2 separate regions of the Homo sapiens genome follow, and region 1 is linked to region 2. The links are chromatin loops, found by intact Hi-C in ENCODE. Cell type or tissue: lower lobe of right lung. All regions are shown on one strand.

What was found. Peaks named below come from ENCODE experiments on the same cell type or tissue, not always from the same donor. Only the 100,000 strongest peaks of a DNase experiment are listed, where the experiment ranks them.
Region 1: it touches region 2 in a loop (3-fold over the local background); 79 of 110 quality-filtered maps call a loop at or near these places.

Annotation. Positions count from the first base shown.
Region 1 is chr9:4,637,058-4,645,057 of GRCh38, forward strand. The region is part of intron 3 of SPATA6L (spermatogenesis associated 6 like); the gene reads right to left. Among named protein-coding and RNA genes, the nearest start is that of PLPP6, 21 kb to the right of the region's middle. In lower lobe of right lung, a CTCF peak has its summit at 3,165 (motif pointing left); no DNase peak of the experiment used is centred here.
Region 2 is chr9:4,391,741-4,399,740 of GRCh38, forward strand. It overlaps a transcript of GLIS3 not described here. Among named protein-coding and RNA genes, the nearest start is that of SLC1A1, 95 kb to the right of the region's middle. In lower lobe of right lung, no CTCF peak of the experiment used is centred here; no DNase peak of the experiment used is centred here.

The sequences.
Region 1 (8,000 bases), 250 kb after region 2:
TAAAATCTAAGCACCCTACCCTAGATTTCAAGACTCTATATAATCAGGCTTCTAATAATCTCTCCTAATTCATTTATTGCCACTCTCCCCCTTGATCATCGTTCCCTGTCATCCCTTACCCTTCTTGCTGTCCCTCAAACACGCCAAGCTCTCCTCCACATAACGGTTTTGCCTTATTGTTCTTCCTCCCTCTAAGGTTCCCTCTCTGGGTCTCTGCATGGCTGGCTCCTTCCTACTGAATAACAGGCTTGGTTTAAATGTCATCTTATCAGAAGGTGGCAACCCAACCTAACAGAGCACTCCTTCCCAGACACTCCCCATCACAATACCCTATTTTACTTTCAACGTAAGATTTACCACTAATTGATATTTTTGTTCATGTATTTATTCGTGATCTGCTTCCATCAAGGCTCCATGAAAACAGTGACTTTGTCTTTTCTGTACATTATTCTACTGCTGGCAGGGCTGTCCCTAGAAAGGTGTGAACTCAGAGCAGTTCAATCAATACAGGGCCCAGCCAAGACAATCACACCTGAAAAGGGGCCTCACTGTCAGCATCTTCAACAAGCCCCCTGAAATATCACTAACGGTAGACATTTTAAAATTGAACTTCAATGATGTTCTGAGATGAGTGGTGAAGTGCAGCATCCTGGATGCTGCCCCCAAACCTGTAGAACAACACTTGGGACATAATGGGGACCTGACAAATGCTTCTTAAATGAATGAACATGAGGACTAAAGTAAGATAACTTGCTTAAGTTCCAGCTTACGTTAGCCACTCAATAAGCATTAGCTACCCTCTTGGAGACTCAGTTTCCACACTGTTAAAAAAAGGAGAGAGACTAAATGTTCTCTGAAAGCTTTTCCAACTCTTACCCTTCATTCATTTTCCAATAATTTATTTTCATTCATACATTCAAAAAACACTTCATTCATTGAGAACCTCCTATGTAGTAAGACTTATAGACACTGGATTTACACTAGTGAAGAAGATAAATATAATCAATGCCCTCCAGGAGCTTACAGTCTAAGAGTATTAAACAATTATACAAATAAAGGTATAATTAAAAATTAATTTCCATAAGAGTAAATTACTAGGAATAAAGAGATAGAGAGGCTAGGAAGACAGGAGGGAAGATGGGTGTAATTATTATTATTATTATTATTTTTTGAGACGGAGTCTCGCTCTTATTGCCCAGACTGGAGTGCAGTGGCACAGTTTTGGCTCACTGCTACCTCTGCCTCCTGGGTTCAAGTGATTCTCTTGCCTCAGCCTCCCAAGCAGCTGGGACTAGAGGCACCCCGCCACCAAGCCTGGCTAATTTTTGTACTTTTAGTAGACACGGGGTTTCACCACGTTGGCCAGGCTGCTCTGAAACTCCTGACCTCAGGTGGTCCGCCTGCCTCAGCCTCCCGAAGTGCTGGGATTACAGGTGTGAGCCACCACGCCCAGCCAATGGGTGTAATTGTAACATCAATTATCTGCTTCATTTACTAGTCTCATCCTGGCCTTCTTCAACCATGCTCCTCTGACAATGCTCCCTGTGATGGGTATAATCCTCCCACCCTTGTTGGCCAAAAACAGACTCTGCCTCCATCCAGAAACTCTGAAGTACAACCTGCAAATGGAAAGTGATGTGTCAATTTCCCCAGCTATCACTAGCAACAAAACCCAACTTTCTCCTGAAGCTTATAGTGTTAAGAACTCTTTTCTTTTCTTTTCTTTTCTTTTCTTTTTTTTTTTTGAGATGGAGTCTCGCCCTGTCACCCAGGCTGGAGTGCAATGGCGTAGTCTCAGCTAACTGCAACCTCCGCCTCCCGGGTTCAAGCGATTCTCCTGCCTCAGCCTCCCGAGTAACTGGGACTACAGACGCGCACCACAAATTCAAGTTCTAGGGTCAGGCAGGGTTGGGTTCAAATCCCTGCTCCACCACTTACCAACTATGTGATCTGGGGCAAATCATGTAAACTACTTAACTTCAGTCTCCTCTTCAAGAAAATGTAAAAACTGTCATTGCACCTGCCCTTTAAGACTACTGTAAAGACGAATGACAAAGCCATGTAGAATGCACAGCATAGCACCTGACATTGCCTACCATTACCACGATTGCTCCCTGACACCAGCCCAGCAGCGGCCCCAGAACTGCTTTGGTTTCTGTAAACATCATTATGTTCCTACTGGGAACAAACACCTAGATGCATGATATGATGTTCTACACAGGAGGCCTTTCCTTTTTCCTCTTTCCTTTCATATGCTTTTGGCTACTTCTTGTCCCTGCATCTAAAGGATAGCTGCTACATTATTATTCCTGTGTTTATCAAGAATTTAGATAAAAGTAAGAGGCTGGAAAATTGAAAGGGAGCTCATACCCTATCTTCAGAATCACAGGAATAAAAATAGACTGAAACAGGGTTAGACAAATAAATAGAAGGCTATGAAGCTTCTCAAGACAGTCTCTCTGGTGTGGTCATTTTCTAGAAATCCAAACTGCCACCAAGTGTGAAAACGTCAGCACACTAAGAGGATGGTACAGCAAGAGCCTAGGTTAGAAATAATAAACATATTCACAGGCTGAACAAGTCTTATAGGTCAAGGGAAGTATCTGAAAGAACTCAATGTTCTTCTTAAGAGCTAATTACACAGACAGTGACATCATCAATGGCATCAACGAACTTCTCCCCCAAAAAGGAAACAAATGAGACTTTAAGAGAAATAACAATTTTAATAACAACATTGGCTGAAGGAATATCCAACATTTTTAGAGCATGTCAGAATTGACAGCGCGCTTCCAGATGCAGGATCACATTTGATTCCCTCTTTACAGATAAGGAAACTGAGGCTCTGAGAGTTTGACCTGTCATGATGCCACACGGCTAGTGATACCACATGGCAAAGAAGGAATTCAAAACCAAATAATCTGAGGCAAAAGTTCTTTCCTTGCTAATGCCTATAAAAGTATAAAAGCATTGCTATGAAAGTATAAAATATTGCTATAAAAGCACTGCTATAAAAGTATAAAATTAAGCCCTGTTAAGTGAATGGGTGCCCACTAGAATAGGCTTTTACAGTTGGACTGAATATACCTGACTTACCCAAAGCGAAGGTATTTATCTCAGAGGTTAATAAAAAGAAAGCATCAAGCTCACTGTGGAACAGGATCACGCTGCCCCCCTGTGTCCATTCCTTTTTTCCCACCTTTGTAAACTGAAGAACAGGAAGGGTCTTTATTTCTTGGCAGCAAAGATCACTAGACTTCTTCATTCTTTAGCAGTAAAGCTATATGCACATCTGGATATTATTACTTGTATTATTAATTTACTTGTACCATTAACTTAATGATCATAACATGTCTTTTGAGTATAAGTGTGTTTGAAAGCAATGAGAAAAAATATCAAGCAATAAATACAGCTAAATGAAAAGGTAACAATTCAGCCAATAGAGAAATTGGTCCCTGAGAACCCAAATATGGCCCATGTGACCCCACAGTGCAGTCCACAGGAAACTTTAAGAAAAAAAAAAAATTTTTGCTAGTATCAAGGATCAGCAGATCATGAGGGCTCACTGCCACTACTACGTGCCCGGAGCCACCAGCATCACACTAGGAAGACTGGCACAGTGTAGATCATGTGCAAAGTATGCCTGTAAAAACATACCTTGAACAAATTAATGGATCAAACTGTACTACATCTGAAGCTAAGTAAAATCAATTGTTATTTTGAGCAATTCAAATTTAATTCCACTAAAATTATAATCTGAAATTGAGAGATTGTAAATTAAAAAAACAAGTATAACACAGTTCCCATTGTGCATCTTATTAATTTTTGAGTTATAACCAGTATTTATGCACTCAGCTAGAATATTCTGCAATCATTCTTTTCAAACAACTATTCTTGCAACCTTTTCACAGATGGGCTTCTTGTCACATGAAAAACATATAGCACTCCAAGACATATTAAGTTTTAACAAGCAAGTTGCAGAATATATATAGTCAACATATATATAGGTGTGTGTGTATATATGTTGAAAATACATATTCTGCAACTGACTTTTTAAAATGCAGTATATCTTGGACTGTCATATGTCTTTCAAGAGACCAGAAAACCAACATTTAGTATATTCAACAACCATAAAATATATACACACGTAACTATATATACTAAATACTAAATATATTCGTGTTTATATATACTGTATTTAATATATAGTCATCCCTAAGTATCCACAGGAGGTTGGTTTCAGGAACCCTTGCAGATATGAAAATATCCATGAATGCTCAAGTCCCTGATATAAAATGGTGTAGTTGCGGTGAGTTGGTCGAAGGTAAAAAGAGCATAATAATAAAACATTAAAAATAAGAAATAAAATGGTGTAATATTTGCATATAACCTATGCACATCCTCCTGTATACTTCAGATCATCTCTAGATTACTTATAATACCTAACATAATGTAAATGTTATCTAATAGTTGTTATGCTGTATTGTTAAGGGACTAATGACAAGAAAAAGTCTGTACATGTTCAGTACAGACACAACCATCATAGGCCTAACTACATTTTCGAGTAATGGTTAGCCAAATTCATGGATGTGGAACTTGACAATCAGAAGGTCCAACTATATATAGGGTATGCGCGTGCATGTGTGGTTATTTTACGGTTGGCTGAATGTACTAAATGCATTTTAGAAGGTTTAAAAAGACACACATCAAATTGTTTTGTTCTGTTTTGTTTTGTTGAGACAGGGTCTCACTCTGTTGCCCAAGCTGGAGTGCAGTGGCAAGATCACAGCTCACTGCAGCCTCAACCTCTTTGGCTCAGGTGACCTCCCCAGCCTCCCAAGTAGCTGGGACTACAGGCATGCACCAGCACACATAGCTAATTTTTTTATTTTCAGTAGAGATGAGGTTTCACCATGTTTCCCGGGCTGTACCTGAACTCCTGTGCTCAAGCAATCCACCCACCTTTGCCTCTCAAAGTGCTGGGATTACAGGCGCAAGCCACCATACCTGGCCCACATCAAATTGTTAATGGTAATTATCTGTCAGGGATTGTTGAATGGGCTTTTGACATTTTCTTTTACATACTTTCGTGTTAAATTTTTTATAGTGAGATTACTTAGGTATTGAGTAACTTTTTTAAAATCCATGTAAAATTAAATAAGACCAAAGTGGGCATGCTTCTACTTCCTCAGCATACTAAAATATAATGTGCCAGCAGTGATATATGTTTGAACATAAAATTGGGTCAAATAAGAATAAAAAACTTATGGAAAAAAACTCAATGCCCTGATTTCAGCCTGTCACTTTTAGGCTGAAAAACATTCAGTGAGAATTTCTGAAAAGTAGTCAGGAGGCACCTGCTCAGTTCCGTCTACCTATGAAGGTAATGACATCTCCAAAAGCACCTATTCTTAAATTCACAGAGTGGGGTTCTTTTCTGTCTCCAGCGGCAGCCTTTGCCAAAGAACCAAGAAGCAGAAGAAAGAACTACAGACTCCTGGGTTCACTGCACTTCACTTGGGCCCTTGACCTGCTCCAGTGATATCCACAGCAGGCAGGACTATGATCCCTATCAAAAGCCTCCTCAGTCCTCTTTGCTTTAGTTGAGACATTTGCTAGTCTCATCTTCCTTCTCCCATGCTCTCTTAAGAAAAAGAAAAGCACACACCATAAAACATCAAAATAACACAACAAAACAGGGAAAATATAACTGTTTTAAGCATAACTGATTGAAAACATTGTTAAAAATAAGAATTTATAACAAAATCAACATTTATATCCAGACATCACTCCATAAGTAATCAAAGGACAGTGACAGTCACTTTATACAGAAGGAAAGAAAGAAAACAAATCATAATATGGGAAAATGAAAATTTTTAAGAAGTTTTAAATTTAAGGTTGTCACAGTCACATCTAAAAGGGAGATAGATCATAAAATAGGATAAAATATATTTTTATCTATTTATTTATTTAGATGGAGTCTGGCTCTGTGGCCCAGGCTGGAGTGCAGTGGTGCAATCTTAGCTCATTGCAACCTCTGCCTCCCGGGTTCAAGCAGTTCTCCTGTCTCAGCCTCCCAAGTAGCTCGGATTACAGGCACCTGACATCATTCCCAGCTAATTTTTGTATTTTTAGTAGAAACAGGGTTTCACTATGTTGGCCAGGTTGGTCTCAAACTCCTGACCTCATGATCCGCCCACCTTGGCCTCCCCAAGTGCTGGGATTATAAGCGTGAGCCATGACATACTTTGCAAACACAACAAATCCAATTGACAGTATCCAGCATTAACTAGGATATGGGGAAGGGGCATGCCATGCACTCCTGGATGCAGTAGAAGTATTGGAACCTTATTGGGGATCAGTTTACCCCAGTTTAAAAGGCATGGTTCAATCTAGTAATTCTATTATTTGTAAATATACCAAGAGAGAAATATTTTTATAAAAATGTGGAAAAAAAGAAAATCTAAATGCTCAACAATATTAATTTATGGATAACACCACCACTATGGAAAAATACACAGCTATTGAAAATGACAAGTAAACTACAGGTAATAATGTAAAGTAAGAAAAGTAAAACCCAAAATACTATGGAAATACTATTTATAGACCTATAAAAAACACATATGTAAATTAATAAAATTCTTTATAGCTATCAAAATAATGATGTAGGCCGGGGGCAGTGGCTCACGTCTGTAACCCCAGCACTCTGGGAGGCCGAAGCAGGCAGATCACCTGAGGTCAGGAGTTCGACACCAGCCTGGCCAACTTGGTGAAACCCTGACTCTACAAAAAATACACAAAAATTAGCTGGACGCATTGGCAGGTGCCCATAATTCCAGCTATTCAGGAGGCTGAGGCAGGAGAATCACTTGAACACGGGAGGTGGATGTTACAGTGAGCTGAGCTTGCATCACTGCACTCCAGCCTGGGCAACAGAGCTAGATTCTGTCTCAAAAAAATCAATTTGAAAAAAAAAGATGTAGATTTATGCATTTAGAAATGACAACATAGGCAAGGCATGGTGGCTCATGCCTATAAACCCAGCACTTTGGGTGGCCAAGGTGGGAGAATCACTTGCATCCAGGAGTTTGAGACCAGCCTAGGCAACATAGTAAGATGCCATCTCTGCAAAAAAAAAAAAAAAAAAAAAAAAAAAAAAAAAAAATGTAGCTGGGCATGGTGCATGCCTGTAGTTCCAGCTACTGGGAGGCTGAGGCAGGAGAACTGCTCAAGCCCAGGAGGTCATACCACTGCATTCAGTCTGAGTGACAGAGTGAGATCTTGTCTCAAAAAATATATATAAAAAATAAAATTAAATTTAAAAAATTTAAACAACAATATAATGGTGACATACAAGGGGGAAAGCTAATAACAGAAAAAAAACTATGCTATGTAAAAATTCCATATCTATGTGTTCTTCTATCTACAGAGAAATATCAAGAAATATGTTCATCAAAATATAAATAAAGATTCTCTCAGGATTACGTGATGTGGGAATGCTTTTTACAAGTAAAAATTATGAAGCTGTTTTCATTTTGAGAAAGAAAAAAAGCAGAAATGCGTAATAGCAGAGATCAGAGGAGAATTTTCTGAGTTTTCAGTATTCTCTCTCTCTCTCTCTCTCTCTCTCTCACACACACACACACACACACACACACACACACACACACTTCTATGCCAACAACCCTAAAATCACCAGATAGCTATACTGAAAGGCTATTTATGAGAATTGGTGCCACTGGGTGGCAGGTCCTAACCTCTCTCACCAGCTCAGGTCTTATGTCACTCAAGACACACTGCATAGCAAAAGTACCACAGAACAGCTTCCTCCTAGAATCTCATGATTCTAGCACAGGGGTCACAGACTTTCTGTAAAGGGTCAGACTACTAAATGTTTTAGGCTTTGTAGGCCATCTGTTCAAATTTACTCACCTCTGTCATTGTTCTGCAAAAGTGGCTATAAACACTACTTAAACAAATGAGTATGGCTATGTTCAAAAAAG
Region 2 (8,000 bases):
GAAACACACATCCAGTACCTGGTACTGTTAATATTCTTACAAATGTACATATTTTTGGGGAGGAATGTAAATTAGTTCAACCATTGTGGAAGACAATGTGGCGATTCCTCAAAGACCTAGAACCAGAAATACCATTTGGCCTAGCAATCCCATTACTGGGTATATACCCAAAGGAATATAAATCATTCTATTATGAAGATATATGCATGCGTATGTTCATTCCAGCACTATTCACAATAGCAAAGACATGGAATCAATGCAAATGCCCATCAGTGACAGACTGGATAAAGAAAATGTGGTACATTATACACCATGGAATACTATACAGCCCAAGGAATGAGATCATGTCCTTTGCAGGGACATGGATGAACCTGAAAGCAATTAGCTTCAGCAAACTAACACAGGAACAGAAAACCAACCAGCACAAGTTCTCACTCATCGCTGAACGATGAGAGCACATGGACACAGGGAGGGGAACAACACACACTAGGGCCTGTCGTGGGGCGGGGGTCGGGGGAGGGAGAACATCAGGATAAATAGCTAATGCATGCTGTGCTTAATATCTAGGTGACGGGTTGATAGGTGCTGCAAACCACCATGGCACACGTTTGCCTATGTAACCTGCATATCCTGCACATGTATCCTGGAACTTAAAATAAAATTACATTTAAAAAATAATAACAAATGTTTATCTTTCCCAGGGGATCTTAGGGATGCACTAGTCTAGGTAGAACCTGCCTCCTCTCCACCTCGCTGGTATCTGTAACCCCTTCTGGGGAAGGGAGATTGAAGTCAATTACCTTTCACTATGGCCCCAAACCTTAGATTCTAACAGGTGACAGTTCCAGCTTTTTCTTTTGTATCTGGTCCCAGACTTTAATGTTTTCTTTTTTCTCCCAAATTACCTCATAAATGCAGCAGCTTTTGAAGTATTAAAACTAAGGGAGGAGGGACACCCTGTTTATGACATTCTTGTGTTTCTGAATGAATTAATTATTTGCTTCTGCTATCACCCAAGGGAGCACCTCAGAGTAGCCCTATTCTCTGAGTCAATCCTACAGGTCCTTATAATGTTAAGTAGAAACACACAAGAGTACATTACACATAGATGCCCTTTGCCAGAATGAAATAACTGGAAAAAAATCCAGAACTACTTCTTTAGATCACTATTCTTCCTGAATCACCATATATTGGATCTTTTTTTTTTTCCCCACATATTGGATCTTAACTTGTTTTTTAAAGTGAGGGAGTTTTACCCGATCCCCCAATCCCACTTTGGAAGATTTGATAGAAAAAAAATGACTTGCATAATGGTGTGTAAAAAATGTTTATTGTAATCAATGGCAGTCTTTTTTATATTATAAATTAATTTGTATATTTTGCAATAATAGTATAAGGAACTCTGTATATCTTTTACACAGGTTCACTGGTTGCTTACATTTTCTGTTTTCTCCATTTGCTGTACATACCTGTATGTCTCTCTCTACATACACATTTCTATTTCTGTTACTATTTCTATTTCTAGCTCTAACACTAGTTATGGCTTTTATCCCCTAAGTCATTTGAGAGTAAGTTTGGAGACACTATGCCCCTTACTAAATATTCAGCGTATATTTTACTTTTTTTAAAAAAATGATATCCTCTTATATAACTACACTGTGATTATCAAGACCAGGAAATTTAACACTCACACAGTATCATTAGCTAATCCACGTTCCATATCCTCTCTTCATCCATTGCCTTATAATATCTTTTCTAACCATTTGGTTTTTCCAGCCCAAGATCTAATCCCGTATCGCATTAGTTGTCATGTTTTGTTAGTCCCCTTTAGTCTGGAACAGTTTCTCAGTCATTCTTTCTGTTTCTGACCTTGATATTTATGAAAATTAAAAGCCAGTTATTTTGTAAAATGTCCCCCACATTGAATTTGGCTGATGTTTCCTTGTGATTAGATTCAGGTTATGCATTTTTGGCAGGAAAACTGAAGAAGTAATTGCTGTCCTTCTGCGTACATCATATCAGGAGGTACATTATGTTAGTTTCTCCATTTTTAGTAATGTTAACTTTGATTAGTTAAGACATAATCTTTTTCTTTTACGTTGTTAAACATGTAAGAAGGGCTCTGTTTTAATCTGATTCTCTTTTTACCGCCAGTAATATAATGATCCTTTCTATGACCTTTATGACCCAGTGGGCCTGAGTGTGAATTTATTACCCTAATTACAGAACTGCCAAAACTGAAACAGAAAATGGTTTTTCTGAATGAGCCAGTAGAGGGTAGAATTTGGACTTGCTGAACCCAGTTCCATTAAAACCCAATCCCAGGAAAATTTGTCTCTTAAAAAAAAGAAAAAGAAAAAAGAGTTTTTGACTGAATTTATTTCTAAATTTATTTTGACCCCCTTGATTGCTAACCGTGAGGACCCAGAATTCTTCTCAAGGAGTGTATAAAGCCCAGGATGGCTTGAGGATTTTTAGATTTTCTTTTAGGAGACATTGATTCAATTTTTAAAAATTATTATCTCATAATTTTAAAATTATGAGATTTAAAATTATTTAAATTAAATAATTTAAAAATTATTATCTCATAATTTTAAAAAATTATTATTTAATCTTTAAGCCCCTAGCTCAAAGATTACAGGAGTAATATGGGGTGGTTGTGAGTCTTCATTCTCTCAGGAAACATGGCATTAGGCTTTGGGATCTGTGCATCAAATATAGAAGAATTCATTATGGTTGCAGTTCTTGAACAACAAGCACGGGAAACCTGTAACTGTCAAGCTTTAATTTGGTGATGCTGTGTATTGTTGAGTGGGTGGAAGGAAAATTTACCTGTAAGTCAGGTTAAGTATATCTGAGAAACAATTCATACCCATTCAAAAGGTCAGCTTCATATCTTACCCCAAAGTCTTTCAGAAAAGGAAACCCACTGCATTCATTTCATTTTTCTGAAGAAAACCTAATTTTGCACATCTGACTCTACGTTTGTTTTTGCCGAGTACAGACTTATGCAAGCACATTTTCCATTCTCTTCACCACTAATGAGAAAAATTATAACCTCATAAGCTCTCCCTGTATTATAGCAATAACAAAACACTGCCAAATATAGCCTTGTCTAACTATTATGAATATCTTTATACTTGGAGACCACAGCCGCAATAGCTAGCACTATAATTAGCTATCTAATCCATCTGGCTGGGGAAAATATACTATTATTTATGAGTGCTATTCTTGCACTGAATATCCCGTAGATGACTAATTGCTGATTTAAAAATTCGGAACCACGAATCTAGAGTATCTATAATGGTGTACAATGTTTTCTAGTTATTCATCAAGAAGTAAAGGGGCATTTATTGCATGTCTCCAACATACCTGAAGGTTAATGTTAAGGGTTTTATGCAGACCATGTTCATACATTTACAAATTGGGCCCATGAATTTAAGTCTTAGTAATTCAGCATATTAAACTCCAGTCACATCTTCTCCCTTAAAAGGCACTATTTTACAAGTATAATATAAATGTATTCATTGACTCATAATTATTTACATGACCTCCAAAACAAGGTGAGTCTTGTGTGTAGTGTGGGTATTTTGTTGAGGCGCTGACATGATTTTCTTTTTCTCCCTTCTCATTTATTACAGTGTTTTAGTGTGAACGTTTGATCCTTACAGAGATTTTAATCCACCTGCCTTCTTAGGCCTCCAGTAGGCAGCCTGAGATACCTGGTGGTGTCTGCTACCCAAATCCAGCTCCGATGCTCTAGCTGAAGAAGAAGAATCTCCTGCAACTCCTGAGTCATTTTGGTACTGGTGCCTGGGAAGGTGATACCTCTCCTTCGTCCCTGGCCTCTACCCACTTGTCAGTACAAACCCCTAGTTGAGGCAACCAAAATATCTCCAGCCTTTGCCAAGTGCTCTTTGTGGGGCAAAACTAACTGCTCTAACTTGAATTTATTTTATGTCTGATGTCAAGCTTTTGTTATCGTTTACTACGGACACTGAGAATAATTGGTCACCATTTTCTTTTTTCTTTTTTTCTTTTTTTTTTTTTTTGAGATGGACTCTCGCTCTGTCACCGGGCTGGAGTGCAATGGCACAACCTTGGCTCACTGCAACCTTCGACTCCCTAGTTCAAGCGATTCTCCTGCCTCAGCCTCCTGAATAGCTGGGATTACAGGCATGCACCACCACGCCCAGCTAATTTTTGTATTTTTAGTAGAGACAGGGTTTCACCATGTTGGCTAGGATGGTGTCGATCTCCTGACCTCATGATCCACCTGCCTCGGCCTCCCAAAGTGCTGGGATTACAGGAGTGAGCCACTGCGCCTAGCCTGGTCACCATTTTCTATTGAATAACATCAAGGGAGGCCATTTTTACTTTTTTTTTTTTTTAGATGGAATCTCACTCCGTCACCCAGGTTGTGGTACATTGGCATGATCTCAGCTCACTGCAAACTCTACCTCTGGGGTTTAAGCGATTCTTCTGCCTCAGCTTCCCAAGTAGCTGGGATTACAGGCATCCACCACTATGCCTAGCTAAGTTTTCGTTTTTTGCATTTTTAGTAGAGACAGTTTCACCAGGTTGATCTCGAGTTGGCCAGGCTGATCTCGAACTCCTGACTCAAGTGATCTGCCCACCTTGGCCTCCCAAAGTGCTGGGATTGCAGGCATGAGCCACCATGCCCAGCCCATTTTTACTTTTCTAAGCAGATACAAACATTTCATCATCCTCTAACTGGACTTCACTATTTTAAAATAATGACAATGTAACTCTGGACTGATTACTTTGATTTCTTAGTGACAAAATTTCTAGTTTCCTTTCATTTCCTCTTTTTCATTGAAAGATTATCGAAGACAGACTTCTAGCTAGCTTTAATCTTGAAGTCAGTGATTCTTAACCATTTTTATATCACCATTTGATATGCAATTTGATGAGAGGTAAGTAGCCCCTCCTTAGAATGATATGTATATGTACAGACATAAATTTCACATACGATTTCAGGAGATTCCAGGACATACCTCGTTAGTCCTTTCATGGAACCCAGGTTATAACTCTGTTTTAAAATTAGTGCCAGTCCATTGAGTTACGGGCTTGTGAGGTTTTGAAGTAAAGCGAGCCTGAGTACGTCTGAGCAAGTCTGATTTCATGAGAGTTTTGCTCCTTCGCCTCGTGTTTTCTGGGAAAACGCCCAGGCACTGTTAACCTTTTCCTAAGCAGCTTCTTCTCTTGTCTCCCATGTTATTGTCTTGCCCTGTGGTTTTGTCAATCCTTTTTTCTTTTTTTCTTTTTTTTTTTTTTTTTTTGAGAAAGAGTCTCGCTCTGTCTCCCAGGCTGGAGTGCAGTGGCGCGATCTTGGCTCACTGCAAGCTCCACCTCCTGGGTTCACGCCATTCTCCTGCCTCAGCCTCCCGAGTAGCTGGGACTACAGGTGCCCGCCACTACGCCCGGCTAATTTTTTGTATTTTTAGTAGAGACGGGGTTTCACCGTTTTAGCCGGGATGGTCTCGATCTCCTGACCTCGTGATCCGCCCGCCTCGGCCTCCCAAAGTGCTGGGATTACAGGCGTGAGCCACCACACCCTGCCGTCAATCCATTATTTTTATTTTGTGGGTTTTGTTTGTTTGGTTTTTAACCTATTGCAAGTTTGAAGATATTTTCCAACACATTATTGTTCTTTGCTTCAATTACTGATTTTGATAGCAGTACAGTCAGAATACTCAACAATAGTAGGTGGGATGTGTCCCACTGCTTCCCCCTGACTCCCCACCACCCAGAAACTGTTGAAGAAAACCAAGCAAGGGACTTCAAGGCTAGTGTAACCCTGCTGTGTGCTGTCCCCTCATCTATCTCTTCAAGCCCATTCCCCCTGCAAAGCAATAAAAGAAGAAAGGAAGGAAGAAAAGGAAGGAAGAAAAGGAAGGAAGGAAGGGAGGGAGGAAGGGAGGGAGGGAGGGAGGGAGGGAGGAAGGCAGGGAGGGAGGGAGGGAGGGAGGAAAAGAGGGAGAAAGAGGAAAGGAGAGGAGAGGAAAGGAGAGGAGGGGAGGGGAGGGGAGAGGAGGAAGGAAAATTACATACACGAAAGCACCGCTGAGCAATCCAAAGTATTCCTTGGATGGGATGAAGAAAAATGAGCATACTGTCAAGCAAACAACTTCTGAATATCTCTATAGACATTCCTCCATTGTGGGTCCCTGCATCCAGTTCCCCATTCACACTGTTCCCCGTCTCCTACAGACAGCCATTCTGTTCTGCCCTCAAACTCAGATGCCCCTCTCATTCTGATGCAGAGACAAAAAGACCTTGAGTCAATCGGCCCCTTCTTAAGAAAGCAGTTTAAGATCTTCAGTTACTATTTCAATGCATGCTTTGGTGAGTCATCCCACCTACACCTCAATCCCAAGTGATTTATCAGAATATTTTTTCCAAACCCACAGAATATTCTTCCCCAATGGAATCCTCACAAAATTGCTGAGGCATATTTTTTTTAATATCATTACACAATAAGAAGTAGCATAAGTGGTTATTTTCTACATCCTTGATACTCAAAATATGATCCCTGAATTAGCAGCATTAGCATGACCTGGAATCTTATTAGGAATGCAGAGTCTCAGACTCCACCCCGTATCTATGGAATCAGAATCTGCAATTTAAACAGCATTCCCAGGTGATTCAAGTGCACATTCAAGTGTCCTCTACCACTATTCTCATACCCTTACAACCCATGCTGGAGTTGCCTTGGGGTCGTGGACATTGCATTGAGGGGGTGGGGGCCTGGAGAACATTGCCTCCTTCTTCTTTCTTCTTCCACCCCCTGCTCCAGCTCAATTTAAGGGCTAGGTCAGCAGCTCTCCCTTTAGCTAAAAGTGGCTCCTCACTCACCCTCTTCCCCTGGCCCCAATCACTATCATTCTCTGGACTGTGAAGTAGTTGCTTAAGCTCTTTTGTTGTTGTTGTTGTATTTTGTTTGAGACAGAGTTTCACTCTGTCACCCAGCTGGAGTCCAGTGGCACGATCTTGGCTCACTGCAACCTCTGCCTCCCCATTCAAGCAATAATTCTCTGCTTCAGCCTCCCAAGTAGCTGGGATTACAGGTGCCCACCAACATGCCTGGCTAATTTTTGTATTTTTAGTAGAGACAGGGTTTCACCATATTGGCCAGGCTGGTCTTGAACTCCTAACCTTGTGATCCACCTACCTTGGCCTCTCAAAGTGCTAGGATTACAGGCGTGAGCCACCGTACCCAGCCTGCTCAAGTTCTTAGATTCCTTTGTTTTCTGCTCTGCTTTCATATATTTTATGCTAGGGGTGAGATAGACCATAACATTTTACGATAACAACCACTTCCTAGTGTTCTATACCATTGCAGGATGATTATAGTTAACACTAATATGTATTTTCAAATAGCTAGAAGGAGGATATTGACTGCTGCCAACACAAAGAAATGATAAATGTTTGGGATGATGGATACGCTAACTACCCTGATCTGATCACTCTACATTATATGTATCAAAATGTGACTATGTACCCCATGTATATATTATTTATCAACTTGGGGTAAATAGTGATTTATTTTTTAAAAAAACTGCCTCTTCTGAGTATTCTAATATGTGCCAAGCACTGCGCTAAGCTCTTTTATATGAATCATTAAACTGATTCTCTTACAACAGCACTGAAAGTAGATAGTTTCATCCCCATTTACAGATGAGGAAACTAAGGCTTATGAATATGAAATAATTTTCCCAAGGTCTCATAGCTGGCCAGGAGGCAGAGGCAAGATCAAGTCCTGGTCTGCCATTTCCCCTGTACCATGCTGCATTTCTTTTACAACCATAATGCCACGTTTAATCTTGTAATTTGTTATTCGGTGCTCAGGATCAAGATAATTTATATCTAAATCTATATATCAAAGAGTTATTTTTTTTCCTCAAGACTTTGTCCCTTTCCTCAAGCAGCCCACATCTGGAAGCTGTAAGTAACAAGTAAAGTAGACTACAATGTGA